Linked DNA regions of Mus musculus: region 2 is linked to region 1. Evidence: chromatin loops called from intact Hi-C (ENCODE). Cell type or tissue: gastrocnemius. All regions are shown on one strand. Each heading gives the region's core, and the rest is flanking DNA. Links, peaks and the distances in the headings are about the cores only. Region 1 overlaps Gm36134 (a long non-coding RNA gene). Region 2 holds the start of Gm36499 (a long non-coding RNA gene).

What was found. A loop is a pair of places that touch in the nucleus more often than their neighbours do. Peaks named below come from ENCODE experiments on the same cell type or tissue, not always from the same donor. Only the 100,000 strongest peaks of a DNase experiment are listed, where the experiment ranks them.
Region 2: it touches region 1 in a loop (3-fold over the local background); 8 of 42 quality-filtered maps call a loop at or near these places.

The regions. Positions count from the first base shown.
Region 1 is chr4:120,230,024-120,245,793 of GRCm38, forward strand. All of the region lies in intron 1 of Gm36134 (a long non-coding RNA gene), which reads right to left. Among named protein-coding and RNA genes, the nearest start is that of Gm36134, 24 kb to the right of the region's middle. In gastrocnemius, for the core only: no CTCF peak of the experiment used is centred there; DNase peaks (open chromatin) are centred at 9,620, 9,915, 10,577, 11,248 and 1 more place.
Region 2 is chr4:120,307,434-120,323,203 of GRCm38, forward strand. It overlaps Gm36499 (a long non-coding RNA gene), which reads right to left and starts at 5,512. Exons shown (of 5, transcript XR_376607.3): 1 at 5,320-5,512; 2 at 5,107-5,197; 3 at 4,673-4,850; 4 at 3,300-3,418; 5 at 2,269-2,545. It overlaps Gm36574 (a long non-coding RNA gene), which reads right to left. Exons shown (of 9, transcript XR_868086.1): 7 at 15,221-15,770; 8 at 12,249-12,353; 9 at 11,669-11,707. In gastrocnemius, for the core only: no CTCF peak of the experiment used is centred there; DNase peaks (open chromatin) are centred at 6,384, 6,910 and 7,346.

The sequences.
Region 1 (15,770 bases), core at 7,178-12,177:
ACCCTCCTGAGCGAAGCAGGGAGCCAGAGGATCAACTGGGCCACACGCCCACACGATGACATGGGATGACCTCGACCGTCCCTCCTCCTCTAGCCTTTGCTTCCACACCTGGAAAATGACAGCCAGGCTCTCCTTGCCCTGACGTTGCCTGTAAGAGTCAATAGATACTTGTTGGACACAGAGGCCCATGATGAGTGGCCATTTGTGGTGGGGTCACACACATCTGCTGTCGTGCAGAGCAGAAGCCACCCTTGTAGCCTCTGAGGGAAGACCCCTCACAGACATGGGCTCTGACCCGGGACCTCTGGGGTGCATAATTATCACAATACCAAGGAGCACTGAGGGTGTGCTTGGCAGCTCCCGGACTCAAGTGTGTAGCTCCTTTCTGGTGCCCACTGTGGCTCAGCAAAGCCCAGCAGGTGGAGCCAAGAGAGGCGGCTGTGTCTACTGCTTACCACTAGGAGGCGCCAAGCTGCAGCTGAGGCTGGTCAGGTGCACCTACTGGCTCCGAGACCCAGCCTGACAGAGGAGGCTGTCTTGACAGGAAGGCTACAGCAGGTGGAGGCCACCCAGGGTGAGAACAGAGATCCGGCTACCTGAAAAGGGTTGCCATCTTGGCCTTACCATAGTAGACTAACACCCAGATATCCCCACAAGAGGTCTTAGACCCACGTCACAGGGAAACTGAAAGAGAAGAGGATTGGCTGGCTGTGAATTTTGGACTCCCAAAGCCAACAGATGCCCTTGAACGTGGCAGAAAACCTCTGTGCCGCAGTCAAGAAAAGCTGGAGCACCAGCCCCTAAAGCCCCTGGGCTTCAGGTAGACAAGAAAAAGCAGCAAGCCTGATGGTGGAGGCTCTGAGTGGAGAATGGAAGAGGCACTGGGTACAGAGAGAAAGAAACAGGGAACATCCACAGAGGAGTGGAAAGGGTTTTAAAGAGTCATAAAAGATGCAACGAGGGTAGGAGACAGGTGGGTAGTGCCTGAAGCCAGGCCTGAGAGAGAAGGAGCCTCGAGAGGCAGAGGAGGAAGAGTAGAGATGGAGAAGAGAGCAGAACAGAGCCATCAGAAGAGAGGTGGAGACAAGGAGGTCTCGGAAAGAGAGCCAGGCAGGAAGACAAGGAGAGGAGCCTTAGCTTCGCCCTCACAACCCTTGCCTCTGCCTCTCTGCTAACTCTGCTCCAAAGGCTGGGGTGGGGGGCAGACACCACCTCATGGGGATGACGGTTGAGCAAGGTTCCCTGGGGCACTGAAGGCAGACAGGCAGGTTCCCCAGGGTCGCGTTGCCAGGAGATGAGAGCCTCAAAGCCCCAATCTGTCTCTGGAGTCTCCTCTAAGATGGGCTTGAAGCTCAGCTGGGGCCCTTGGCCCTATAGCTCCCACCTCTTACCCTCTTGTATGGCATGCTGTACAGAGGAGGTTTTGGAGACAGAGGGAATTCATATCTGGCAAGTACCCGCTATGTGCCCTAGTGCCTGCTAACCCTCATCGCTCACAGGGCATAGGTACTCAGGTGCATTTTTGACCAACACTGAAGTCATAAGGTTCATATTTCTGCTTGCCCATTACCAGCTATGTGTCCTGTCGCCCATGTTGCTCTCCTTCTGCCTCACAGCAACCTCCTCTTAAACAGCAGACTTCTGTAGACTGGTCTAGGTAGAGGAAAGATAGAATGGGTGGGGGAGGAGCAGGAAATCTGGTTTTAAGCCTGTGGGAACAAACTACAGCCACCTCCAGGGACAAGGCCTGTTATCCCCTAGACCCTTAAATAGACATAATAAGACAGAAGCCTAAAGTGCAGGCAAAGCCATACCCAAGTTCTTATGTCCCTGTGTGATGCTTTGGGTCATTTATTAGGGCAGTTTGCCTCTGGGGCCTGTTTTTTAAGTCCTTAAGCAAACCTACTGAACCCTCCCCCAGAAGGCTCCGGTCCGCAGTTACAGGTGAAGAAATGGTCTTATCTCTGTGCCTTTACCTCAGTTCTCACGTCAGTAAAGGGTGATCGTGTGCACAGGTCCAGCCAAACCTAGGGAAGTACAGGATAGCTAGGGACTCTCCTGATGCCCGCCCCCCAGCTTCTAGCCTGGCCTGGCAGGCCAGTAAGAAACCTTGAAGGCAGCAGAGGGAGATCTAAGGCTAGGCCACAGCTTGATTTATGTTCCATGTCGCCTGTGGCCTGGGTGATCTCCACAAACCATAAATCTCTGCTGCAGGCTGGCCTCTCCCTGGTGGGTGGCAGGGGCAGCTTCAGGGAACTGCAGAGTGTTCTACAGAGAAGAAGCCCCACCCCCCCCATTCCCCAGTCTCCATTTGCTTGGCCACCTCCAGGATCCTCTGGGGTTCTGAGACCTTAGCTAGACACAGGGCATCCAGCTTAAAGCACCTGTGTCACACCTGTAGTCCTTCAGGCCTCAGGAGGGTCCTCAAAGCCTGTATGGGGCATGGGTTGCTATCGGCAGCTGTGCTAGGCCACTCTTACCTGGGCCCTCCAAGTCTGCCCACAGAGGCCTGGACACAGACACCTGAAGTCAAGGACCTGCGTCCCAGGAATCCCATCACCCTCCTGGCCTTTTATTTAGCATGCACTGAAATGACAGTAGCCAGCATGAGATGGAGCACCCAGAAGCGACCCCTTCTTATAGGCACACCCAACAAAAGTGTGTCATATTCTGGCACAGGCCCTTTCTAACCTTGCTCACAACATTGTGCAATTCACAGGGCTGTGTGTGACTGTGACTGTGGGAAGGACAGACAGATTGGGACTGGGCCAGTGGTGTGTGCACACATGCATAGTTACCTGTTGTTCCTGGGTAAGCTCAGGGGGCATGTGTGTGTACTCATGCTTGCATATACATGTGGCACACATCTGTGCATGTGCTTATTCATGCACAAGTACATGGGTGTGTGTGTGCTTTTGCATAGTTGAGTATGCCTATGCATAACCATATAAGTGTGCATACGTGCACACACATGCATCGCTGTATAAGTGTGCATGGGCACACACGTGAGAGATACAGATCTTCTCTGGCTTCTCCAAGCCCCTTCCCCTGACTCATTTCCTTCTCCCTCCATGCCTCCTCCTCGGCCTTTTGGCTGTTCCTCTCCACTTCCTTCCATAGCCTGGGCTGGTCAGATGGGTAAGTGGGAGCTGATCACCCGCCTCTCACGAGACCCTGCTAATCCTCTTAGCACCCACCTAACGGAGACCTTGTCTGTTCTCAGCAAGTCTAGGAACCACAGCTATGACAAACAAGCATCCAATCCAACCCCCATCAGGGTTCATTCAACAAACCCCAAATCCTCAAGGGCCTGAAGGGACACTGCTCAGTCGCTCAGGGCCTGTCTTGTCCATTAGCCCTTTGGACTTGAGTTCCCTGGGGCTCAGAGTGCTAATGCACACTTGACAGTTAAGGGCACTGAGGCTTAGAGAGCACAGAGCCTCCTGGAGGCCACACACAGAACAGGTCCAAGGCACAGCCAGTTTAGTGGTGGCTTCCCTCAGCCCTGAAGCCACAAGAACAGGAAGTATACTGGCTGCTCCCCGGAGCCCAGAATCCTAGGATTCTGCTGTCTAAGTCTCTTTCCCTGGGGTCCCCAAGATCCCAGGATCTTTTCAGACTTCTTTCTTGCCTGCTGCTTCCACCTATGGTGCAAGGATACAACAGCAGCCTACAGCCTGTCCATGTCCATCTCAGTCTCTGCCTGACCACCTTTTGGGCCAAGGGTCCTGCTGAAGCTGCTCAGGTAGCCAGGCAACCTGCTTGCACGTTCCAGCTCATTGCTCTTCCAAAGCCAGAAGAACCTGTCTGTTATGTACGAGTTGTTGGGTGAGCTGGCCCACTAGGCCATCTGGTTCCTTGAATCCTCACCACCATACTCTCTCCACCCCGTGGGGTCGCATGCATTCAGCTCAGGATACAGCTCAGCCAGGAGGGTTTCTCTGCTTCCTTCCCATAACTCTGATCCCACAGGCTGGCCCTTCTGCTTGGAGTACCTCACCTAGCTCATCACTCTCAATACCGTTTGACCCCTAGTCCTTGACCTAAGTTCCACTGTGTCAGAGAATCTCCCTCTCAACTTGATAAGCAAAGTGTCTCTGTCAATCTCCAGGACATGTCTCACACTCATGGGTCTCCATCTGCATCTTTTCTTCCATATTGCTCTGGTTAGGAGAGGCCACATCTCAGGCAAGAAGTCAAGGGACACGGAGGTCCAGGTATGTCCGAATGATTAGCGGAGATGTCAGACACATAGGAAGGTTTTGCTAAAATCTTATTGACTGAGAGGATGAATGGAGGGGGGTGTAGAAACAAACAAACAGGTTCCTTCCACGGTCCTGTGTGGGTGAGTGAGTGATACGTTGGGTAAGGAGAGGTCAGGAGGCCCTGCCCACAGTTGGCAGCTGAGGCCTGGTGTGCTGTTCTGCTGGGTGGGAAGGTAGTGCACTTCCCCCCATCAGCTTGAGAGGACTACCCGTGCCTTAATTATGCCTGTGCTGGCTTCACTGTGCCGCTCTGGCTCAAACTTGCTGTGCAGCCCAGAGAAAATCACTGCCCGTCCCTGAGTCTCACCTTTCTCATCTAAAGACAAGAGAGTCGAAGAGGTGGTCCCTGTTCTTCTAGGAGGCCCTTGGTGCTTGTCACCTTCTGGAAGTCATGCCTCTGTCTAGTCCTAGATTAGAGATATAGAGAGTGTAAAGAATGAGAAGGAGCCGGGTGTGGTGGCCCACGCCTTTAATCCCAGCCCTCGGGAGGCAGAGGCAGGCGGATTTATGAGTTTGAGGCCAGCCTGGTCTACAAAGTGAGTTCCAGGACAGCCAGGGCTATACAGAGAAACCCTGTCTCAAAAAAAAAAAAAAAAAGAAAAGAATGAGAAGGGTAGGGTGTGGCTTCTGAGAAGACATCACAAAAGGGCAGTGGACTTGTGGGTTGCTTGTTATTTCTCTGAAGGAAGCCACATGCCATGTTGTGACATAACCAGCTACTTGACACTTCTACTGCCTCAAATGCTGGCCACTCCCACTGCCAAGCCCTGCCGCCACGGAATTAATCTCTCTAAACCATACACTAAAATAAACCTTCTTCCCTTAAGTTGCCTCTTTAAGTGGCAAATGCAGCCCCTTCCCGTGGTTATCATAGACTCCACGGCTCTTAGAAACCAAAGAGGAACACTCCTCCATTGTTGGTGGGATTGCAAGCTTGTACAACCACTCTGGAAATCAGTTTGGCAGTTCCTCAGAAAATTGGACATAATACTACCAGAGGATCCAGCAATACGTCTCCTGGGCATATATCCAGAAGATGTTCCAACCGGTAAGAAGGACACATGCTCCACTATGGTCATAGCAGCCTTATTTATAATAGCCAGGAGCTGGAAAGAACCCAGGTGCCCCTCAACAGAGGAATGGATACAGAAAATGTGGTACATTTACACAATGGAGTACTACTCAGCTATTAAAAGGAATGAATTTATGAAATTCCTAGGCAAATGGATGGACCTGGAGGGCATCATCCTGAGTGAGGTAACACAATCACAAAGGAACTCACACAATATGTACTCACTGATAAGTGGATATTAGCCCCAAAACTTAGGATACCCAAGATATAAGATACAATTTGTTAAATGCATGAAACTCAAGAAGAACAAAGACCAAAGAGTGGACACTGTGCCCCTTCTTAGAATTGGGAACAAAACACCCATGGAAAGAGTTACAGTGATAAAGTTTGGAGCTGTGACGAAAGGATGGACCATCTAAAGACTGCCATATCCAGGGATCCATCCCATAATCAGCTTCCAAACGCTGACACCATTGCATACACTAGCAAGATTTTGCTGAAAGGACCCAGATATAGCTGTCTCTTGTGAGACAATGCCGGGGCCTAGCAAACACAGAAATGAATGCTCACAGTCAGCTATTGGATGGATCACAGGGCCCCCAAAGGAGGAGCTAGAGAAAGTACCCAAGGAGCTAAAGGGATCTGCAACCCTATAGGTGGAACAACATTATGAACTAACCAGTACCTCAGAGCTCTTGACTCTAGCTGCATATGTATCAAAAGATGGCCTAGTCGGCCATCACTGGAAAGAGAGGCCCATTGGACTTGCAAACTTTATATGCCCCAGTACAGGGGAACGCCAGGGCCAAAAAGTAGGAGTGGGTGGGTAGGGGAGTGGGGGTGGGAGTGTATTGGGGACTTTTTGGATAGCATTGGAAATGTAAATGAGGAAAATACCTAATAAAAAATTAATTCTAAAAAAAAAAAAAAAGAAAGAAACCACAGATGGACACGACCCAGCCTTGCTTGGCCATGGATGTGTGTTGATTCACAAGAAGGGCTTTTCTTAGAGATCACAGGGTGACAGAGGGGCTTCAGGCCTACAGAGACTGAGTGATTAATTTTAATGTCCAGCTAGGCTGATTCTCACCGCCTTCCGGGTGAGGAGTGGCAGGGGAGTTTTGGCCTTGCCTAACATATAAACACCAAGTGGCTCTGAAGTCTGTGTCGCTGGGGTTTTTGCATGGTTTTATTATTCTCCCCTGTCTGTAATGCTTGCTGGTGGTACACATGTATCCGAGGAGGGCGGTTCAAAGAAGGTTTGTGCAAACGAGTATGGACTCTGAACTGAAAGGGCAGGGAAGATTTGAGCACCAGGTTTGTAATGCCCCTGACCCTCAGCTGTACTCTATCAGGAAAGTCAGGGAGACTAAAGCACGAAGGCTGATGACTTTAGCTGTGCCCCATGTCTGCATTACAGGACAGTCCTCCAGACAGACATCTCCAGGCAGGGAGGGATAGTTCCAGGAGGGAGAGGGGGCAGACCTGAAGCTGTGGACCCTTTTCTTTCCCTGATTCTCTGCAAGTAAGATGCAGCCTGAGGATACAGTGGAGGAGAGTACCACAGGAGATGCGTCCTGGGAGCAAATAGACGGGGCAGGGCTCAGAGACATGGATTCCAGTCCCAGCTCCACTAGGAGCCAGCAGCAGGGATAGGAGCAGCTGTCAGGATCCTCCGGGTCCATTCTAGAATCTGTGAAAAAGACAGATGTCCTGTATCCACAGCCAGAGGTTTGGTGGCCGCTCTCCATGGAGATCAAATGAGAACAGAGACAACAGGGTAAGAAGGCAGAGGGCAGGGCTTTAACAACCACACCAGGAGGATGGAGTGAACACCCCAGCTGCCTTCCATGTCTGACATGAGCTCTAGGCTGAACTGGAAGGTGAGTTGGGATGGATGACGCAGAGGTACCTCAAAGTAGGCTACAGTCTGCCTGGTCATTAGCACACCCTGGCTCTGCAAGGACACTCACTTGAGGGGACAGTTCAATCTCTAGGAGGCAACTACTCCTGTGTATTGTGCAGTCTCAGCTCCCACCTCAGGGCAATTGCTCATTTTATAGGGCAGTCTGTTCACATGGTTCCCACCTTCCTGACTCCCAGGTGGCTGCAGCTTCAGGATGATGACTGGAGAACCTCGGGGGCCCTTTTAGGGGCCTCAAACAGGACACTGTAAAGACTACCGTCCCACACCTCGGTTGTTCTTGCCTTTGTGTCTCCTCTCACCCATCCAGCTCTTAACTCAACAGAGGCTGCTTGAGTGATCCACACACTTATGTGCAGAGGTCAGCAGGAAGCCTGCAGTAATGAAGACAGCTACAAGACGAAGGCAGTCGGCCAAGTGTCACCCTGCCCCATACCTATCCGGCATCTGTGGCTTGAGTGAGTTTGCTTTTTAGGACAGGAACCTGTGGTCATTTTCTGTGACGGGGTCTCATGCAGCCCAGGCGGACCTCATGCTCACTATATAGCCAAGGATGGCCTTGAATCTCTAATCCTCCACTTTCCAAATACTGGGATCACAGGCAGGCATCACCACACACAGCTTAGGAAAGAACTCCCTAAGTGTCTGTTATACCACTGTGCACAGAATCCCCCAGAGTCCTACACTAGGGCACATGGTCTCCATTCATTTGACACTCTGTGATCACCAGTAAGTGACAGTCATGGGGACAGGACAGTAGGTATACAGGTCCCACTCTCCAGAAGCCCTGCTCTAGGGAGAAAGATCCAGTAAGTGATGGATGAGGGAGTGTGTGAAACCTCAGAGAATTCTTTCATACTACGTTTCTTCAGGAGGATTCCTGAGGGGGACTCTGCTGCATGGTGCCTTCTCTTGGGGACCCAGGCTTGAAGAGACTCCATGTCCAGCTTCCACAATGAGGCACATGGGGCAACATTGCATAGTACCATCTCCCAGTAGCAGCTCTAGAAATGACAAGTGGCCCTTGGCCCTTGGTCACACCTCCCTACTCCCATGCAGGTCTCATGGTCTCACACACCACCTCCCTCCAAGGGCAGGGAAGGGCGGTAGCAGCTCAGGGTATATTTGGTAGAAAGCACTAAAGCCTACAGTGGGCAGATCCATGGATAAGATCTATGGAGGAAAATGGTGTGAAGGAGAGGCAGAGGGTGACATTTATTTCTAATTATGGTGGTAGAGTGAGTCCTCTAAGAAGGTGACACTGAAGCAAAGGGTCCATGAAGAGACCCCCTACAGAGGGTTAAAAGGAGTAAAGATCTTGAGACAGGTAGCAGGCTAGGAGTCCAGTAAGTGGGAACAGTCACCCGGTAACAAGAAGCCACCATGTGGGAACGGCTGGTCTCAACAGGATTAGACTCCTGTTTGTTTGTTTTCTTATTTTGATTTTTTTTTTTTTGCATGAGTGTGTCATAGTGCATGTGTGGAGGTTAGAGAACGATGCCATAGACCTGATTCTCTTTCCATCTCTACGCAGGCTCTGGGGATTAAATCCAGGTCATCAGGCTTGTGTGGCAAGTACCTTTGCCCACTGAGCCATCTCACTGGCCCCTGATTTTGGTTTTCTGAGACAGGGTCTTGATACATAGCCTAGGTGTCTTAGTCAGGGTTTCTATTCCTGCACAAACATCATGATCAAGAAGCAAGTTGGGGAGGAAAGGGTTTATTCGGCTTACATTTCCATACTGCTGTTCATCACCAAAGGATGTCAGGACTGGAACTCAAGCAGGTCAGGAAGCAGGAGCTGATGCAGAGGCCATGGAGGGATGTTCATTACTGGCTTGCCTCACCTGGCTTGCTCAGCCTGCTCTCTTATAGAACCCAAGACCACCAGCCCAGAGATGGTCCCACCCACAAGGGACCTTTCCCCCTTGATCACTAATTGAGAAAATGCCTTACAGTTGGATCTCATGAAGGCATTTCCTCAACTGAAGTTCCTTTCTCTGTGATAACTCCAGCTGTGTCAAGTTGACACAAAACTAGCCAGTACACCAGGCTAGCCTGGAATTCATATTCTTCTACCTCAGCCTCCTGAGTGTTGAGATTACAGGTATGTGCCACCATGCTTAGCCAGGGTTGGATGACAGTTGGGATGAGATGGGGCTCATCATTTGTCCCAGGGTGGCCACTGGGAAGCAGCACTGACCATGGATAGACAACTGTGTGAGGCAAAGACCTAGTTCTACCCCTCAGTAGCTGGGGGCGGGGGGTGAGGTGGGAATTGTCTCCTAGGGTTACTGAGAGACATGCTCTGACATCCCAGCGCTGCCATTTGCTGGTTTTCCTGTCACTCTTGCTTTTTTGCCTGAGAAGCCACACCCCCTTTCTCCTCCCTGGTCACATTACCCCCATCATAAAGATGTTAACACAGGTCTTTCCCACCCTCTCTGAGTCCTAGACCCAGAGACTCCAAGGTCTCCTCCACCTCTGGGTCCGTATCTGCATCTCCTGAGTGGGACCAAGCCTGACCAGCTGTCTAGGTTGAGGGCAGAGCTTGAGGGAGCACCAGGACCAAGAGCAGGTGGTATTCCCTGAACACCACCAGGTAGACAGACTCCCATCTGCCCATGAGCGCCTCCCTCTAGGGGGTTGGGAAACATAGGGCTCCCACCCTGAACTCCTCAGCCCAGCCTGGCTCTGGCAGCCAAGCCCTTGGGTTGGCATGAGCTGGTGGCTCACCCAGGAGGGGAGAGCAGCTGCAGAGAGGGTGGGAGAATTCCTCCTGCTGCTGGATTTGTAAAACAATTGATTAAAGACAATGCAATTAATTATTCTTTGATGAAATAGTGGAAATTACCAAGAAAATGAAGATTTCAGCAGCCGAACATTAAACCCCTCTAATTATGTCATTTCTGAAAAGGGGGGAGGGAGGGGAAAGGGTGGAAGTGGAAAGATGGAGGGAAGGAATGAAGTTTAAAAATAGATGGGGTGACCCTGGAGCTCCTTGCAGGCTGGGTAGTAGAGGCATGGATGAGGAACCACCACATGGTTCCAAGAAGCAAACAGAGACTCCAGAGCTCTCTGTGGGGTCTGGAAACAGCCTGGGGTGGGGGCAGACACTGGGCTGGATGCCTTGAGCACCTAAAGCGCATGCTCAGTCCTTTCTCTTTATAAACAGGGCAGAACGAGGCTCAGAGAGGTATCACGGCTTGCTCGGGGATGCACAGCGATCACCAGATATAAAACTTGAACTTGGGTCTAACCCCAGAACCTGAACTGTTTCAGCCCTGCCTGGCTGGAGTCTACTGGAGTAGATACTGCAGACAGCTTTGGCACATGCCACTCTAACAGCCGCCCCTCGCAGTCCCCAGCTCGGGGTTGGTTTGAGGGCTGAGTAACTGCCAGGTGCCAACCTCAGCTTGATCTGAATTAAGCCAGGCATCCAATGATACCTGGTGAGATGGGGATCTTCCTAGCTTTCCGTGTCCTCTGACCCCCCCCCCAATATGCTTCTGTAGGTCAGGGAGGGGTGGCAGGTAGGTCCTGACTATGCTTAGCCCAACTGCCTCTCCCCAAAAAAAGACTAAAATGCTTAACACTTAGATGCTGCCAGCCTGACTCTGCTGAGCGATGCTCTTAGGGGTTGCTGGGTGGCCTTGTTTCCCAGCCCCAGCTCCCCTTTCTGCCAGAGGATACATCTGTCAGTCCGTGAGAGACTTCTGGGCACAGTCTGTTTCCATTCAAATAGTAAACCCAGTCCCAAGAAGCCCCAGTAAGCTCCAGGAGGGCAGGGGGAGAAGAGGGATGAGGGAATTTGGACTGGATTGGAGGATGGAGGCAACAGAGAGGCCTGTGGGGGTGTCAGAGAGGGAACAAGAAGGAGATGGGAAGAAGTGGACCCTGCAATAGGGCTAGTCCCTCTCACCCCCTCCCCCAGAGAGCATCAGAGGAGGTCTAGCTTGCTAGAATGGCTAGCCCTGACTGGGCCAAATGCAGAGGGCTGGTGATTCTCCCTCAGCTTGGCAGGGATTCCTTGTCACAGCTTGCTCTGTGGTTCCCTCTCCTGGACCTTATCACAGGCAGATCACATAATTTTTCTGAACACTCTCAGTCACTATCGGGTTCATTTTTTTTTTATCAGTTAATATTTCCAATCTGATCTGGCATCGAAACTCCAATTTCTCATTCAGTCTTAACAAGCCTTTCCCTCTGCAGCTCGGTGGGCTCTTGCAGAAACACCTGAGGCAGAGACACCAGAGGCCAGTTCGTGGGACGAATGAGGACCCAGAAGTTGCCCCCAGGGAATGCTGCTGATGGGATCCGTGGGAACTTCCTCCCTGGGACCCTTTAGCTGGTGTCTCCCTCATGGGACAATGGTGTCTGCAGCCTTAATGGCTCGGTTACTGTTTCTAGGCTCCCCACTCAGGCTCAGAGAGCTTCCCTTTGTGTATCAGGTACCCCTCTGTGCTGTGTGCCTGCATCTGCGTAGGCTACTCTGATCACAGAGAAGCCAGGGCTTGTAAGGCCACCACAGCCAGCATTGAGTCAACACCCTTCCAGACTGATTTCAAAGTAAGGTGTGACTGGAGGGGACATGCTCAGCTCTTCCAAGCATTTTCCCTGAAGTCATCCTACACCTAGATTAAGGGAGTTAACGCTGCACTGTCCCCACACAAAGAGCATCTGTCACAGGGCTCCTCTCTGCCACCAGCCTCCCTGCTCCACCTTCACTACTCTTCTAATATGGCACAGAGGAAGGTAACAAAGGTCCCAGAACCAACTTGGGGCTGCTATCTCACGAGGCCCAAAGAGCTGTCCATCTGTTTGGAATGTGAGAGTTCTCAGCACAAGAGGTAATTCCAAAGGAGTGATGTCCGGTTTGGATACTCAGCCAGGTGTATCAGTAGCCCACATCAACTCAGAACTTCTCGGCCACCAGTCCTGACACCTTGCCCAGACTCCCTTCCATTGGACGAGACATGAAGACCTCGTGTGTATTAAGGATAGCACTGCATTGTAACCACCTCAAAGTCTCTGTACAAGACACTGAAGCCTGAGGCAGGCATAGCACCAAAGGTCTCCTGACTGGTCTCTCCACAGATCACACACTTGTCACAGTTCAGCCCCCAGCCCTGGTCTCTCTGAACAGCCTGCTGCAGGGGCGGTAGCCAAGAAAACCCTCACCCTCGGAGGCAACAGCAAGAACAAGACTGACTAGATGGGCCTGTGTTCGAATTCTGATGCTCTTCTTTTGGCTGCCATTTCTGAAGCTAGTTTCTCTCAGTGTGAAATAGGTATGCTAACACAACCCATGCAGGCTGGGAAGATTCACTGAAGAGTCCCAGCCAGGCGTCAGCATAAAGCGGGCTAGTCTCCTCAGGACCCTTCTCTTGAAAAAAATCTCTTCCTCCTGGGCTTGACTCAAGCCCAGCAACCAAGTCTCTGGCTGGACAGGGTCCTGAACTTGTCATTTTTGCCAAATAGAGGATGGCTGTGATGTGCCCAGAGCTCTGAAAGGGTCCTTGGAACCAATAGTGGGGCACAGCCGAGCAAGCGGGAGGGCTGTTCTTCCACCCATCTGCTCCCAAACCCCTCCCACCAGGGATGGCGCTCCGCCCCTCCCCCAGCTCCCAGCACAGATGGCAGGAAGGAAATGCCAAGGCAGGGACAGGGAGGGGCCACTCAGCCCCCAGCGGCAGCAGCCCCTGCCAAGCTTCCCACAGGAACAAGAAAGGAGCCCCTCCCTCACCCATGGCATTGCCCCTCTGAGAGCCACAGCCCACTGATGCCCTGGTGCCTTGCATCCTGTTGCTATGGTAACCAGGACGGGGCTGACGTGCCGACAGGCAGTCCAGGAGCCGCTGCCACATGCATCACTTGAACTTGATGTGACAGACACTGGCAGGCAGCCTGCACAGGGGTGGAGGGAGGTGGTGCCCCGTGGGCAAAGGGATCCAGACCAGACAGGGGAAAGCTCACATGGAAGCCTGCCAGGCAGGATGTGTTTAGGGTCCTCTGAAACCTGCAAGGCCCTAGAGACCCCACCCATGGCCTGTTGTGGGTCCTCTCCAGCTTCCATTCCCCCACCCTTTGTAACTTGGAGGAATGGGCTGGGTAGGAAAGAAGAAATAAAATAGCACGGGCTTATTTTGTGACTGAAGTATTACACAGATATGGCTATTGTGGATAGCCAGCCTCTGTCCTGGCTTCCGCTCCTTCCTGCCATCTGCCAGCCCTCACTTTCTGTTCTGCAGAATGGGGCTATAATGCTGTCTTTGCCGTTGGATTCGACTGTCCACTCACTTGTGTAATAAAAATTCCCCAGGCTGGTGATGAGGCTCAGTTAATATAATGCATACCTAGCATGTGCAGAGCTTGGTATCACATATGCCAGACATGGTGGTGTATGATCGTAATTCCGAATTGCTGAGATAGAGGCAGGAAGATCAGGAGCTCGGGTCATCCCTGACTATGTAATGAATTAGCCTGGGTTACATGAAATCTTGTCTCAAAAAAAATTAATATTATTTATTATTATTTTGTTACCTAAGCCCTTTTTTCACAAGTATTATGTTAGGTGCTAGAGACACAGTGAGCAAGACTGACCTGTTTCCTACCCTCCTTGAGCTGATATTCTAATGGGAGGGGCAGACTCTAAGCAAAGATGACAGGATCTGGTGACACTGGGACAATAGAGAGACCAGGAGTTAGAACATCTGGACAGAGGCTGAAGTTAGGAAAGATGCTGAGACCGCAGCATCTCAACTTCAAACTCACTGAAGAGCTGGAGACTCTTGGAGTCAGGTTCCCAGGTAAAAGATAACTGTGCTGAGGAGGGAGGAAGTGGGGAGGCGAAGCACCTCTGCAGGGGAGAGCACCATGGTGGGGGGCTGCCCAGCACCACATGGCCCCACTGCTTCATTCACAGTATGACAAGAAGCTAAGAACAGAGGCAATGTGGTCTGACCTCCATTGCACGCTGTTTGCACCGGAGACTGCACCCAGAGACAGGCTGGAGGCTGTTGAGTAGAGGCCAGGGGCAGAGCAAGGATGAATGTGGTGTGAGTCTGGGGGCAAGTGAACGAGACAGAGGGAAGGAATCAGATTCAAAGATCATTCATGGAGCTAGAATCACTTGGGCTCACGCATGGTCTAGATGTGGGGACAAGGGAAAAGTGAGTGACCTTGAGTCTCTGGGTTTCGTATGAGGTAAGGTATTGGGGTTGCCTATTTCTAAGACCCGAAAACCCAGGTAATCTATGACCCATCTGTAAAGATGAGACCTAAGGTGGTAGTGAGAGCACACCTGTACTCTCAGCACCCAGAAAGCCAAGGCAAGAGGATCTGGAACGAGGATCAGCCTGGGCCTCATAGTGAGAAATTAAGCCTATTGTCTATATGGGAAGGGAATGCAGCTCGGGGGCAGAGTGCTTGCCTAACATGTGCAAAGCCAGAGCTCTGCTCAGTCCCCATCCTCAGCCCTGCATGAGTCAGGCACAGAGGGGAACTTCTCGAATCCCAGCACTTAGAAAGTGGAAGTAGAGGATCAGGAGTTCAAGGGCACCCTCAGCAATATCGTGAGCAGAGGTTAGCCTGTCACACACACACACACACACACACACACCACGGACAGGGTGGGGCTTAAGTTATCTTTAACCTCTCTTAGCCTGACTCCTTTAGAAGATGTACCTGGCAAGGCTGCGTGACAGGAGAACTTGGTCACAACTCTGGTTTGTAAATGACAGAGACACACCAGGGCATTTACAGGCATGGAGGATTGACGCACAGACATGACCAGAGAGAAGTGTCTACTGGCACACTTGCTTGCCCAGATCCTGAGTCCTTTAGTCTTTTTTAAATTAGAATCAAATGTAATTTTTTTTCCTCTTCAGTGGGGCTGTCTTGAGCACCTTGGGTCTAAAATTATTAAAAGTGAACATGACAGACTTACTGTAATCCTAAACTTGGGAGAATGAGGTGGGAAGATGAGAAGTTTGAGTCTAGTCTTGGCTATGTAGTAAAACCCTGGCTTAAAAACCCCAAATAAACACACACACACACACACACACACACACACACACACTCACACACACACACAAGAGGTGATATGACAATGAATAGTTTGTGAAGAGGAAAGAAAAGAAGCACGAATGCCCACACACATGCACATTCACACACATTTGTTTTTAAATTTTACTATTCTAAAAACTATGTACTTACTGTCTTAGCTAGGCTTCACTGCTGTGAACAGACAACATGACCAAGGCAACTCTTAGAAGGACAACATTTAATTGGATCGGGCTTACAGGTTCAGAGGCTCAGTCCATTATCATTTAGGCAGACGTGATGCAGGAGGGGTTGAGAGTTCTAAAAGCCTCTAGGAGACTGGTTCCCACTTGGTTAGAAGGAAAGTCTCATTGCCCACCCCCACAGTGACACACTTCCTCTAACAAAGCCACACTTCCTAACAGCACCATTCCCTGGGCCAAGCATATTCAAACCACCATATCCA
Region 2 (15,770 bases), core at 4,005-9,004, 74 kb after region 1:
CGAACCACTAGACATGGACCCCCCCCCCCCAAGTAGCACAGAAGATGGAATTAGGTCAGAAGACATTAAATAAGTACGCTAACTATAGTCCATAGGTTGTGGAAGTCAGAGCAATGATTGATCACGTTAAGTAGAAAGAAAAGAAAAGAAAACAAACAAACAAACAAACAAACAAAAAAACCCTGACAACACAAAACCAAATTGAACTTCTGGATATGGGGGTGGGGAGATGGTGTTTGGGATGGAAAGAGCATGCAGCATGGAATTGGCAATGTGAAAGAAGTGAGTAGTAATTTAAAGACGTAGCAATAGGTAAGAACAATAAAGAGATGCTCAGCAGTAAAGGTACTTGCCATGGAAGTCTGGACACCTGAGTTCCATCCCCAGGATCCACATAATGGTGGAAGAAAAGAACGGAGTCCCCAAAGTTGTTCTCTAACCTCCATGTGTGCACATGACATACACTCTACACTAATAATAAACAAGTTAAAAATAACTTCTTTATTAAACTGACCAGTGCTGTCACACGCTGGGCAGAGGCAGAGGCAGAGGCAGAGGCAGAGGCAGAGGCAGAGGCAGAGGCAGAGGCAGAGGCAGAGGCAGAGGCTGAGGCAGAGAGGCAGAGGCAGAGGCATCTCTGAATTTGAGATCTCTGAGTTTGAGGCCAGTCTGGTCCACAGAGCAAGTTCCAGGACAGTAAAGGCTACTCTGTCTCAAAACACAAACAGATAGGCAGACAAACAGACAGACAGATAGAAAAAAAAGTTTTAGCAATGAAAACTGTCCAAAATAAAAGACAAGGGCAAAAAATATTTTAAAAAATTATTAATGAGCTATAGGACAGTCCAGCAGCAAATGTATGTGTAGTTAGAATTCCTAAGAATAGGGGTAGGGGGCAGAACACAGGACAGGACAGGATGGGGCAGGGGAGCTGAAGAGATGGTTCAATGGTTAAGAGCACTGACTGCTCAGTACAAGAGGACCATGGTTCAATTTCCAGCATCCACATGACAGTTCACAACTGTAACCCCAGTCTCAGGGGCTCTGGCACTCTCCTCTGGCCTCTGAGAGCACTGCAGGCATGCGATGCACAGACATATATGCAGGCAAAACAACCATACACATACAAAAGTAAATAAATGGCTACTTTTTTCTTTTTTAAAAGAGGAAATATAAAGATATTTGAAGGTATAACAACAAAAAACCTTCCCAAGTTTGGAAAGACAACCATACATTCCAATATTTCAGTGGTCAACAGGCACAAGCACAATCAAGCATACAGCTTTATTAAAGCACACAACGATACAATTGTTTAAAATCAGTAATAAAGAGGAAATCTAAAAGATGTGGAGGAAAAGAGGATATATGTACAAAATAAGAGTGACCGCAGATTGCTTGTTGGACATGCTTCAGGGCAGAAGACAGTGGAGCATCTTTACAGCACAAAGGGAGAACAAAGACAGAGCAGAGACCTGCCAATCAATAAATACAGACTTTTGGAAGATGTAAAAATGCTGAAAGAACTCATCACAAATGGACACAAAGAAGGTTGGAGTCCTTGAGACATTAGGAAAGATAATTCCCCAATTGAGCCCAGGGTCTGCAGGAGGAGTGAAGGCTTCTGAGAAGATGGCTACAGGGGAAAGTACCAGACACTCTTTTTTTTCTGTAATTAAACATGTTGTGTGGGTAAGAAGATGGCTCAGTGGATGAAACAATAGCCATGCAAACTTGAAAACTGGACCTCAGTTCCCCAAACCCACTTAAAAGCCAGGCGGGGGTGGTGGACCACTCATCCATAATGCCAGCCCATAGAGGCAGAGACAAGAACTCCTTAAGCAAGCAGACTAGCCAGAGCCCTCATCTCCAGGATCAGCAAGAGAGTCTGCCTCAACATGGAAGGCAGGAAACAACTAAGGAAGACACCCAACATGCACTCTGGACCTCTCCATGAGCATGCACATATATGCATGCCCACACATGTGAACATGAATACATGCATTAATGGACAACACACACACATACACACACATGCTAATGAGGATAACTTATTGGATAAAGTCAAGCATATTTTGGTTTTATGATATATAGAATATAGAATACACCACCAACATAAAGGCTGACAAAGAGTTAATAGAAATTTCCCTTTAGATGCTTCTCTCTCTCTCTCTCTCTCTCTCTCTCTCTCTCTCTTGCTCTCTCTCTCTCTCTCTCTCTCTCTCTCTCTCTCTCTGTGTGTGTGTGTGTGTGTGTGTGTGTGTGTGTATGTGTGTGGCTGTAAGTCAGAGGTCAATATTGATTACATTCCTCAATTACTATCTGCCTTATTTTTAAGACAGGGTCCCTCCCTGAGCCAGGAACTCACTAGCAAGCCTCAGAGATCCTACTGTCTCTACCTCCCCAATGCTGGGATTCCAGGTGTGTACTGCTATACTCAGCTTTTTCCACGCTGTGCTGCGAACCCAAATTCAGGTCTTCATGCTTTCATGGCAAGACTTTACCAAGCAGGCCTTCTCCAGCCCCTGGCACATACTTGAAGGTGCTCCTGGATAAATAAATAAATAAATAAATAAATAAATAAATAAATAATATACTATCATCTCAAAAACCACTTAAGCCAATAAAAGAGATAAAATATAAAACTATTCATGCCAAAGAATGTAGAAAAAGAGAAAAAGGAGCCACCATGCAGGGTAAATAGAAAACAAAGAGGGCTGGAGAGTTGGCTCAGCCATTAAGAGCACTGACTGCTCTTCTGGAGGTCCTGAGTTCAAATCTCAGCAACCACATGGTGGCTCACAACCATCTCTAATGAGATTGGATGGCCTCTTCTAGTTTGTCTGAAAACAGCTACAGTGTACTTACATATAATAAATAAACGCATCTTTTTAAAAAAAGAAAACAAAGAACAGGAAGACAAGATTTGAAACTCATTCATATTAATGACTGCATTCGATGTAAATGGTCTAAACACCACAGTTAAAGTCAAGAGTGCCAATTTGTTTATAAAGAGCAATATCTAGCCCTATATTGTATGCACATATAATGATATAAATATGATATAAATTGATTAAAAGTCAAGCAAACAATACATACCATTCTTAAAATAATCAGCCCAAAAGTGAAATGGCTACATTAATATAAGACAAAATAGATTTCAAGTAAGCAATATTATCAGAAGCAGAGTTGTTTCATAATGATAAAGGAATCAATTCATCAAGGAGAGATAATAATCTCAAGCATTTATATCCCTAGTAGTAGAGCATTAAAATACATTAAAGAAAAACTGTTAGACCTACAATGATAAGTGGATACACTTCCAATTATAGTTGGAAATATTTTAATATCCATCTTCCATTGACTGGCAGAACAAAAAAGCAGAAAGTCATCAGGGTTATATCATCATTGGATTGTTTTCCTGGAGGGAAGACATAAACAAACAACTCTCACCTCATGTTTAACCAAATAAACCAACTTCACCCAAGTCTAGCCTAGTGAACTGATAAGTTGACTAAGGTCATTTACAGCAATGTAGGTGACACAAGAGCAGATGCATCATTAAAAAACCTACCCCTAACGTGGCCATTGATTCATGAAAGCCACATTCCCAGAGATCTCTCTACACAGAGGCCCCAAAGGACATTGTGAATCCTGTAATTTTCAGGAGGCTCCTGAGCCTTGTGTGTTTCATATACTTTGGAGCCTTATAAACTTCCCTCTAGTTTCAACTAGGAGGAGCTACAGTGTAGTAAGTAATAAACTTGAAGAACACTATCAACCTGCTTGACCTAACTGGATCTTTATAAAAAGACTTCCCACAACAACAGAAGACATACTTTTAAATGGATATAAAATTGTTACTCAAACAGATAATATTTTGACCATAAAACCAGGTGCAGTAAGTTTGAAGTGGACTAAATTATATTCTCTGACAGTAATAGAATCATAAACAAATGGCAAAACATTATTTGAAACCCCCTCACTCATGTTACCTTAATACTTGAAATAGAAATAACATGAGTTAATAATAGAAACAAGGGTATTAGAATGCATTTTGAGTGGAATGAAGGAGATGGCTCAGTCAGTAGAAAGTGCTTGCCTCCCAAGTATGAGACCTGAGTTTGATCCCCATGTTTAAAAAAAAAAGCAAGGCATGATGATGCACGTTCATAATCCCAGCACTGGGAAACAGGCAGGAGCCTCCTGGGAGTTCACTGGCCAGTCAGTCTAGCCAATTAGGAGTCTCGTTTCATTTACAGACTCTGTCACAAAATGTAAGGTGGAGAGCAAAAGAGAAGGACACCTAGCATTGTCAACTCTGGCTTCTGTGTGTGTGTGTGTATGTAGGAGCACATCTGAGTGGAAAATATAGCAAAACCAGAAAACCTTCAATATATTTTGTGGCCATAGTCATATATGGAATAAAAGTATAAGAACATACAATGTCAGATTTTTGGTTAAGAAGAGACAGTGGCTTTGACCGTGTTTTCAATATTGTATTTCCTACAAAAGGAGAGCATTGTGACATACACATGGTAAAATGTTACAGCTTTCTTACATGAAGTGAACAGGCTCCACGGAGGCCAGCAATACCTCCCTGTACCTTGCCACACCCTTGGAGGATTTTTGTACAAGTGAATTATGTTGCAATATGAAAGGAAAAGGAAAGAACCTGTGTTTCCCTTCTCCACTGGTACACAACGAAGAGTCTGTCGCATGGATGCTGAGCGAGATAAAGATGTCTGCAATCCAGGAAGACAACCCATGCCAGACACCACAACAGTCAGCACTTTGACCTTGGGCTTCACAGCCTCCAGGTCCTCAGCAGGAACTGCTTTGGCCAAAGCTGCCTATAGTAGCACAAGGAGAGCAGACAAAGACAGTTAGGTTTGTCTGTCTGTCTTTTTTTTTTTTTAATCACATCTACCCAAATGGATGTGATGCAAAATGGCAGCGTGGTTTTTTGGTTAGTTAATAGTGAGTATCTTTGGGTGTGTGTGTGTGTGTGTGTGTGTGTGTGTGTGTGTGTTTCCTGATCGGTTTAGCTATATACATCTCCAGGGATCACTGCACTCATGTGGAACAACGCACACAAAGCTGGCTTACCATTGCATTGGAGCTGTGGAGTTCATCCATACATGGAATAGGAAAGAAAGGGCCAGCCACAGAGAACTTTATGGACAGCACCCAGGATATGCTATTAAATGAAAATTTTAAAAAGACACAGATTAGATGGCATATGATTTAGAAGAAAGAATTAAAGTGTTTATATTTCCATATAGAACCCTTTAAAATGATCTCGAAGAAATTTCAATTAACTCATCAGTTGACTTAGTGTATGAGAGGAGGTCTCGAGGACTTCCAGGAGCTGGTCCTCTTCTTGCGGCATGTGCGTCTCACGGATGGATCTCTGGTCCTCGGGGTTAGAAGCAGCCTCCTTTACCTGCTGATCCATCTCACAGGCCCCCTGTGAAAAGATTTTAAAACAATTGCCACGCTGGGCATGGTGTCACATACCTGTAATCCCAGAATTCACATGGCAGAAGTAGAGGGACTCCTCTGATTAGAGGGAGCTTGGTCTACAAAATGAGTCAGGACAGCAAAGGCTCTATAGTTAGACAGCATCTCAACAAAGAGCTGAACAAGTAAACAAAAGAAGTAGCGCATCTAAGTGATGAGACCTGGGTTCAAAGGAGTCATGATAACACCAGGATTCTTAACTGTATAGTTTACTGCATTGCTTTTTGAAGCATTTAACCATGTTTCTTATACAACGCACACATACACACATCTTAAACTTTAGGCAAAGTGGGTAGTCCTCAGCTTATGCATTAACAGGAAGTCTCATGAGGATCCTGGTAGTGCTGTTAGCATCACACGTGGTACAACAGCGAAAACTGGGGCACAGAGAGGCTTGCCCAAGCTCATCTGTGCCCAGCAGATAGATGCTACAGCTATGCCAAGTGCCAGGATTACATCATTCTGCACCCCAGAGGAAGGAAAGGCCTCATCTCACCCAGTACTCACTGCTTGGCAATCCCAGGGGAGAACTCTGATTGGCTCTACTCAAGTCACATGCCCATCCTTATGCTAAGAAGCAGGAGCTACAATTGAATGTAGCCTCAAAACCACAAAAGGAGAAGGAGGGTCATGTCTTCACGGAGAGGAAGGATGACAATTAGGGAGCAAACACGATGCTGTACAGGTCATATCAGGCATGACAAGTGACATCTGTTTGTGTGGCATGCGCCACCATACAGGTCTATGTTTGCTGGCTGTGAGAGACCAGAGGAGGCAGAAGTTAGTGAGGAAGGCTTCTTGGAGGGAGGAGTTTCCGGCTGCGTTTCAGGTTGTAGACAGTAGGTCTTCACAACAGTGTTGCTGGCAGTGAGAGACAGTGGGACATCAGCCAGGACCCAAAGGAGGAAAGGAGTAACAGAGGTGGGGCACATCCCTTGACATCTCACATGCCGGAGCCCTAACCCCCGAGAACTTCAAAATGTGGTTACATTTAAATAGACTGTAATTAGGTTGAAATGAAGCTCTAAGAGTGAGCCCCTGTCTGATCTGATAGGTGACTTGATCCCAAGAGTGGATTGCCAAAGAAGCTCACAGGTACACAGAGGAAAGGCAACTTGAAAACTCAAAGAGGCCACAGGCAAGCTAAGGAGAGAGGACCACTGTGTCTCTGGAGCTGACCTCTGAGCCATGGGAGACTTATTCTTTCTGTGTGGGTTTTGAAGAGTGAGGACCAGGTGGAACAAACAGGTATTTCCCACTTTCAGCTGGCTTTGCCTCTGCTAATGACCCCCTGAGTGCTGGACAGTATTAAATGCACCTTATAGAAAAGAAAAACCTGGCTTTGGACAAGGAAGGGAGGTGGGCCTGGAACCTGGCCATAGCTCATTCCTTCTTCCTGCCAGGACCCACACTGGAGCGGGCTCAGGAGTCTGCTCCCCATCCCGAGGCTCTGGTCAGACCCACAAGGGCAGCACTGTTAGCATGGAGCAAGGGAATTCATTGCTGGGGCTCCCGGCTATAGCCAGTGACTACTCTCCCTTGTCACCCTGTTTCTCTCACCCTCTCACACATTGTCACACCCATTAAATGAGACAATGTGAGTTAAGCTGTTAGCACTATCCGGGCATCAGTGAGCACTTGATAAACGGCTCACAAACACACAGACTCAGAGGCAGGGCTCCTCCATACCACACACACCCTCCTGCAGCTTCATTCTGCCCTCTGAGATCTCTCCTGGGCAGGATCTCTCCCTGGCTGGATCTTGAGTAAGGGCCAAGAGGCTGGCAGTGTGGTGGAAAAGCTTGTTGCTGGTGAGCCAGCCCCTCCCCAGAGCTCAAATCTGGAGAAGCCCCAGGAAAGAAGCTGAGGCTGGCAGGGTGGGTGGCAAAGACAGAACAAGAGATGAAAGCTTTGGCCCTCAGTCCCCAGTGTACTCACGGGGCTCCTGAGAAGGTCACACCAGGGACAAGTTTCAGAATAACAGACTAAGCAAAATACAGAAGAGGGGAGGTACCAGCTTTAGACTCTACAGAACTGAATTAGTCTGGGGACAGGATTTTGTGGGGATCGTCCCTGGTCCCTGAGGTCTTCCCACCTCAGTTAAAAAACATAGTTCTAACCCTGAGAACCAAAGGCTGATACTGGTCTCTCAGGGGTTGGGGGAGAGGACAAGAGGGAACCAATAGGGATGTTGCCTTCCTATCTCCTACACCATTGCCCATTAGGAGGTCCCTGGTCCTTGGTTAGATATTGATAAATAAAAAGAGAAAAGAAGTCATCAAAGTAAAGAGGAACTTCAGTCGGACCCTCAGAAGACCAGGAAAGGAGAAAGGCCTGACCTGGTTTCCAACACCATCTCAACACCATCAGCACTCTCAAGCTATGGAGCCCAGATACATGGACACACAAAGCTCACATCGTATACCATCAGCACACACTCAACCTGGATTTCCTGTGCAGATTCATAAACAAACACATCACACACTTGATACTGTTAGCACACACTCAACCCACTCAGACATGTAGACAGACACAGCTCACACTCACTACCATCAACACACAGCCTGGGTTTCCTATACAGAATCATAAACATACACAGCACAAATTCAACACCATCAGCACACACTCGACATACGTTCCCTACACAGATGTGTACGCAGGATGCACACCTATGGGAACCTTCCCAACAGCCAGAATCTCTCTAGCCAACACTGAGCACATACCCCAGCCAGGCCAACACCACCAGCAGATGTTCCCAGGGACAGGCACAGAGTAGATGTATTTGCACATGTGAGCACACACTCATGTGTGCCCAGACATGCAGGAGCTGCACACTCTGCTCAGAGAGCCTTGGGTTTCCCTTCCTGCTCTCCCCAGTGGGTATCTGCTGCCCTCCATTCATCTTGTGTGTCTCCTCAATAATTATTAGGCCAGGACAGGTCTTTTTTTTTTTAAAGACTTTAAGTACTTAAAAATATTTTATATACATATATAAATGTATGCATTATACATATTTTTTATATACCTGGAATTGGAGTTACAGACAGATGTGAGCCACCATGTGGGTATTGGCAACCAAATCCAAGTTCCCTGCAAGAGCAGCCAATGCTCTTAACCAATGAACCATCTCTCCAGCCCCTAGAACATATCTGTTCTTAATACCTCTCCAGTCCTCACCTTTTCTCATCAGGGATTCCTGCAAACACGTGCACACATACACACACTGTGCATACTTATGAGGGAGCCTTAGGGAACAGTCTTATTCCCTAAAGAGAGGTAGCACCACTTTGGGTAGCAGGGAGGTGAGGGTAGGGACCACTCTAATCCAAGAATGTGGCTTCCTGGCTTCTTGTTTAGACCCCACTAGAAGCTCCAGCCCATGGGTGCTTGCTGCTTGTTGACAGTTTCAGGACATACCATACTGTTCTTTGCACATAGAACTTTCCTACCCAGAATGTCTTCCAGCTCCAGCTGCCGGCTGTTCTCGGAACTGAATTTCATGAACTAGTTAAAAACTTCAAGGATGCGGACAGAAAGTCACCAAATTTTCCTTTTGTTCGTGGGGATGTTTACAACACAGAAGCCGTCCTCCACTCACAACCATTTTCTGGAAAAGATGTGTCGATGCTAGCAATGTAGGAAAGGCATAATCTCCAGGAAAAAAAAAGTAATCCTTTTCTTAAACACTGCGGGCTTTATGCAAAAATCCACTGCATGTCCTTTTCCTCCTTTGAGCCTATGAACACTGAAATGTCTCAGACTTACATTTGGAACCACTGAGTCCCTGACTCACCCACACTTCCTCCAGGAAGCCTGCCTCTCAGGCCATGGCCACATTCTTCCAGCACTAGTCTCCTTGTCTGTGAGACTGAGCTGTGCAGTGCACACAGCCGCAGCCATATTGTTCCTCCTCAAGGGCCTGCCCAGCTAAGCACTGCCAGGTGCTTAGCACGGATTATCCCATTCTATCCTCGTAAGCCTGAAAGGTGAACGTGTGCACATGGGAAATTCTTAAGTGGCTTCCCCAAATCCTGTGCCCTTTGCTGGAGACTTGGACAGGGGAGTGGTGGAAGGCACTCAGAGACAAGTCTAGCTGCTGATCTGGGCTTCCCTTTGGGCTATATGACCAGTCTGGGCCTCAATTTTCTTTTCTTTTCTTATTTATTTATTTATCTACTTTTTATTAGATATTTTCTTTATATACATTTCAAATGCTATCCCGAAAGTTCTCTATACCCTCCCTCCACCCTGCTCCCCTACCCACCCACTCCCGCTTCTTGGCCCCAATTTTCTTATGCATGGACTAGGAATGGTAATATACACTTTCGAGTGCTGTCCTGGGGCCATGTGAGTAAGTCCTATGAGACAGTATACGCCAGCTCCTCTCCTGTATGCTCCATCTCCCCTTCCCAACCCCACATCCCTGTGGCTTTCCCTAAACTTCATCCTCCCAAAGGCAGTCTTCTAGTTCCTTTGTTTAGGTCTTCTCTATTTCAACAGAGTTTCTAATTTCTGTGCAGAGAGCTTATCTGTTTTGGTTACGTCTGTTTCAAAGTACTTAAGGTTTTCCTGTTATTTTAATATGTTTTGAAGTTTTACTTTTCCAGTTGCTTACTGATAATATAGAAAAGACAGTTAATTTTTTTAAAGAAAGATTTTATTTATTTATTCTTTTTTATGTATTTGTATGTGTGTTATGTGTATGTGTGTCTATGTTTGAGTAGTCACAGATGCATGCAAGTACTTGGACAGGCCAGAAGAGGGCGTCAGATACCAGATACCAGAGCTAGAGTTAGCATAGGTTGTGAGCGCCATGTGGGTGCTGAGAAAAGAACTCCAGTCCTCTAAAAGAGCAGCAAACACCCCTGGCAGCTGAGCCATCTCTCCAGTTCCCTAAAGTTAGACTTTATGCTTTATATTGACTCTCCCTTCTTAGTTCTGATAAGTTTTGAGGACTGTGGTTTTCTACAAAAATAACTACATTGGCTACATATGAAAACAGTTTAACTTTTCCTCCCCAGTCTTTGCATCTTTGTTTCCTTTTCTTGGTTTATCACACTGTCAAGGATGTTTAGTAAAATGCTGAATAGAAATGACATGACCAAGAACCTTTACCATGATCCAAAAGAAGAAGAGGAAGAGAGGAAGAGGAAGAAGAGGAGGAGGAGGAGGAGGAGGAGGAGGAGGAGGAGGAAGAAGAAGAAGAAGAAGAAGAAGAAGAAGAAGAAGAAGAAGAAGAAGAAGAAGAAGAAGAAGAAGAAGAAAAAGAAGAAAAAGAAGAAAAAGAAGAAGAAAAGGAGGAGGAGGAAGAGGAGGAGGAGGAAGAGGAGGAGGAGGAAGAGGAGGAGGAGGAGGAAGAAGAAGAAAAAGAAGAAAAAGAAGAAAAGGAGGAGGAAGAGGAAGAGGAGGAGGAGGAAGAGGAGAAGGAAGAAGAGGAGGAGGAGGAAGAAGAAGAAAAAGAAGAAGAAGAAAAGGAGGAGGAGGAGGAAGAAGAGGAGGAAGAGGAGGAGGAGGAAGAGGAGGAGGAAGAGGAGGAGGAGGAAGAGGAGGAGGAGGAGAATACTCATCTTCCAGTAGGTAGAACAGAATGAAGTATTTTTACAGATGTCTTTCATTGGGCTGAGGAACTTCACTTCTATTCCTGGTTTGCTGAGAACATTTGTGTTTTCTCAGATCATGAGTGGGCATTGAATTTGTCAGCTCAATACTCTCCTGATGCTCTTTTTCTCCGTCTATTGAGCTGACCTTAGGGTTTTACCCTTGATTCTGCCAATGCGGTAAATTAAATCAATTGTCTTTTTTAATGTTAAACTTTGCACTCCTAGAATAAACCCCACTTAACAGTCATTATGGTTTGGATCTATAAATGTCCCCAATGGCCAGGAGTTTGGGAAGATGGGATCACAGAGCTCTGACTTCATCAATTAATTCATCCACGGATAATTCATAATTAGAGAGGTGATAGACACGGTCTTTGTTAGTAAGCTTCTGAGTTTTTTTTTTTTTTAAATTTTTATTTATTGATTATATGTAAGTACACTGTAGCTGTCTTCAGACACTCCAGAAGAGGGAGTCAGATCTCGTTACGGATGGTTGTGAGCCACCATGTGGTTGCTGGGATTTGAACTCTGGACCTTCAGAAGAGCAGTCGGGTGCTCTTACCCACTGAGCCATCTCACCAGCCCAGCTTCTGAGTTTTATCCCCAGCAGTGCAAATGATGAGTTGATGAGTAAGAGTTAGGGGAGGAGGAAGGAAGAGGAGAGGAAGAGGAAGAAAACAAGAGAAAGGGGAAGATTAATAATAATGATGATAATAGTAACAACTTGAAGCAGAATTCATTTTTATTAAAGTATAACTAATCTAAACACTGTGAGAGACAGATAGGGGAGTGACTTACTCAAAGACGCACAAGAACTGAGGGGTTTCTAACCTACAACCAGTAACTATAGTTTTTCTCCCATGGGTTGCATCACCTGGTCCTGTCTCCTAAGAAGCTTCAGAGTTGCCTCTGCTGCATCTGGTGATAGGTGAGGAAGCCAGACTAGTGTTCCACCCTGACGGAAGAATCCCCATGGGCTGGCCTTGTATGGCACCTGGGAACTGCTCATTCTTTTACCCAATGCTGCCCGTTTCTGGGCATTCAGAGGAAAGAATGAGTACAATTGGGCCAGGGGTGGGTGAGAGGGTCCAGGACAACAAGTTAATAACTTAGAGAATGTGTACTTACCACACATAGATTATGTGCCCTGAGATCCAGCCCAACAGCAGTGAGTAAGATCAATGAGGTCCCTGCTTACACAGACCTGAAGTGCTAGAGCTCTGTGGAGAACACCTAGAGATAAACACATTGACAAAAACAAAAACAAAAACAAAAACAAAACAAAACAAAACAAAACAAAACAAAAAAAAAACCAAAGATAATGTCAGAAAGTGATACATGATATAAAATTTTAAATGGATGATATGAAAGAGTGACAGACAAGAGAGCATTAATGTTGGTCAAGAAGACATTCCTAGGAGGGGCCAGATCTAGGAACTGAGATGTGAGTGACAGGAAGGAGGCAATCCAGCAAACACCGAGAACAAGGCATCAGTGAGACCAGAAAAGCCAGTGCCAGATTACAGTGAACTTTGTAGGCTGGAGAGGGACTTCCGTTTTATTCCCAGGTCATTGGGTTCTCAGAATGAAAATGAGATGATTTATTGGCATTTCAAAGAGCATGCTAAGGCTGAAGTAGGAGGGTCATGAGTTCTAGGCCAGCCTGGACTACAAAGTGAGATTCTGAAAAACAAACCAAAACTAAACCAATCCAAACAGATCACTCCATAAGGAAAAGCAAATACGAGTCTGCTGAAATGATTTAATGAGCAAAGGTGGTTTGTTTTGTTTTGTTTTTCCCCAGACCTGAGAACCAACGTTAGATCCCCAAGACCCATCTGATGGAAAGAAACTTATGGAAAGTGTCCTTTGGCTTCTTTTATAGCCATGGTATATGTGTGTACATGCACACACACACACATTCATACATACACATGCATGCACACACACGTACATACACATACATGTATACACACACGTATATATACACACATACATACCTACATGTAATAACTGCTTTTAAAAAGAACAACGTATTTATGTTTCTATATATATTTTAGAAATTATCCAGATATGGTGGTTCATGCCAGTAATGCCAACACTCTAGAGATGGAAGCTGGAGGATCAGGAGGAGTTCAAGGCCAGCCTCAGAGCTCAAGGCCAAGTTGAGATATATGTCTCAAAAACGTTCTCTACCCTTCAAAAATGGAAATTAAGTTTATAATGTGAAACCCACCACCTGGGTCCTTTCACTGCTAAATTGTATCAAATGCTTAAGGACCAAACAGTAGCCATCTTCTCCAAATGCAGGAACTACAGAGGAAGGACTCTCACCCACTCTGTTTCTGAGGCCGGCACAAACCTGCTGCTGCTCATATTTGCACAGTGAACTGTCCCTGAAGGTTGTGAGTTAAAGCAGACTTCTCTTCCTGTCTGTCACTAGGCTGGGGTCAGGGATTTGGACAGTGGAGAAGGCCCATCGGAGTTCTACAGCCTCAGCTGGTGTGCCTCAAATTGTGGGGTATGTGACAGTCAAAGGTTCTGACTCTGTATCCTCTCCCTTCTCCGTAGGCCTCCTCTGAGCACCATGGTGATCTCTGGGTAGTTAGATCTCCATCACAGTTGAGTCTAAATCCCTAGAGGCCTGGAAGAAGCTACAAAGTTTCTTGTAACTAGCTTTGCTTGCTGTTGGCCAAGCAAACCAGTAAGGGAAGACAATTAGCCACCACTTCTCAGCAGGAAAGTTGAGCATACTTCCCGTGAAAACGCTGATGACATCACTAAGAAAGAAGGCTACCAGTCAAAATCACTCATGAAAAAAAAAAGTGTGATGCTATTTAATAAAACAGTTATCAAATCAAGTCTCTACCGATTCATAAAAAGCTGATAGCACATTGTTACTGTGTCAGTCAGTTGTTCCTTATTGTGACAAAAACAAAAAAGGAAAACAAGAGGAGAGAGGCAGGTTTGGGCTTAGAGTTCCAGAGGGCTCCGATGGTCCACCAGTTGTAGGCTATGGGCCTTTGGTCAGGCAGTGTGTAGCAAAGAAGACTTCTTATCTAACAGCATCCAGCAAACAGAGCCAGAGAGGAAGAGACTGGGGGCAAACACAATCCCAAGGGTGTACCTTTGAAGAATCCAATCCCTTCAACTAAATCTCACTTCCTAAACATCTGTGGTGGTGAGTTTTACATCACCTTGACACAAACTGGAGTCATTTGGGAAGAGGGACCATCTACTGAGAAAATGCCACCACCAGATTGGCCTGTACTGGATTTTTTTGATGGATGATTGATGTGGGAGGACCCAGCTCTCCCTGGGCAGTGTCACCCCTGACCTGGTGGTCCTCTAAGAAAGCAGGCTGAGCAAACCACAGGGACCAAGCAGCACCACTCCATGGCCTCTGCATCACTTCTTGCCTCCAGGTTCCTGCCTTGAGCGCCCTACCTGACTTCTCTCAGCGATGCAGTATGACCTGAGAACTCTAATCTGAAATAAACCCTTTCCTCCCCAAGTTGCTTTTGGTCATGGTATTGTCATAGCTTCATCCCCACATTTCTAAGGATGCAACTTGCTCCAATACTGATAACCTTACCATAGATGAAGAAACTGAAGCTCAGAGAGACTCGGTAGCTTAGCCCCTGCTGCACAGCAAAGTAGCTGGAAGAGCTGGCGCTCAGATTTTCCCCTCAATTTATGATCCACCAACAAGGGCATCAATTTCAGAGATTAACAGCTGCAAATGATGGCATCAAACTGGCTGCCCCAGCAGCCCTCCGAAGTGCATCTCCAATTCAGGTTTATCTTCATTAAGCAAGTAATTCATTACGGGCGGTAAGCATTCACATCAGAGTGAGAATATTAAAAAAGTAATTATATTTTTCACAGTGCAGCTTTCTGGGTAAATTGTATGCAAATTGCTGTCTAAATCAGGCTGGCAGATCCCAAGCAAGTCTCTGTACTCTTTGGGGAGATACTCTGGAGGCTGGCCTAGTCACCCCCAGTTCACCGCTGTGAGTGTCCAGCCCAGTGCCTCTCACTCAGTCAGGGAAGGCTCAGAGCTGTTGTGTCACAACTCTAGCAAGCTACAGTTTTCTCACCTTGAAGTGGGCTCCTCCTTGGGATGGACAGTCTCTGGCATGAGGCCTGCCTCACGTGGGTATGGTAGACAGGTCACTTTGGAAAATGGAAAACCTGTCCAGGAAGAACTGCAAGATGTAACAGTAAAGTGTTGGCACCTACAGGCTGGGTGGGGGTGGGGCAGTGACCGGAGTGGAGCACACTCACCTTACCATTGACCTCAAGTTTACCACTTCTCCTCGATGGACTCTGCTTGATACCCAGCAGCACTAAGTCAGCTGTCGAGCACACACAGCCTCATGGGGGGAAAAAGCCCAGATGAGGATGGAAGCAACTCAGAATCACACATTGGATAAGGAGCCAGGACCCAAAACCCATGTGCTACTGATACCCATGGTCAAATGGGTGGCCCTTCAAGACCTGCGGGGTCTTGAACTTGAACTTGAACCTGAGAACTGCGTCTATCTGGAGCAATCTGCTTGATCCTGGGCTTGGATCTGCACAGGTTATTTTCCATCTGATCTTCATTTTCTCCATGTGTCAGAGGAGGCCACTTGACAGTTGAGTCTC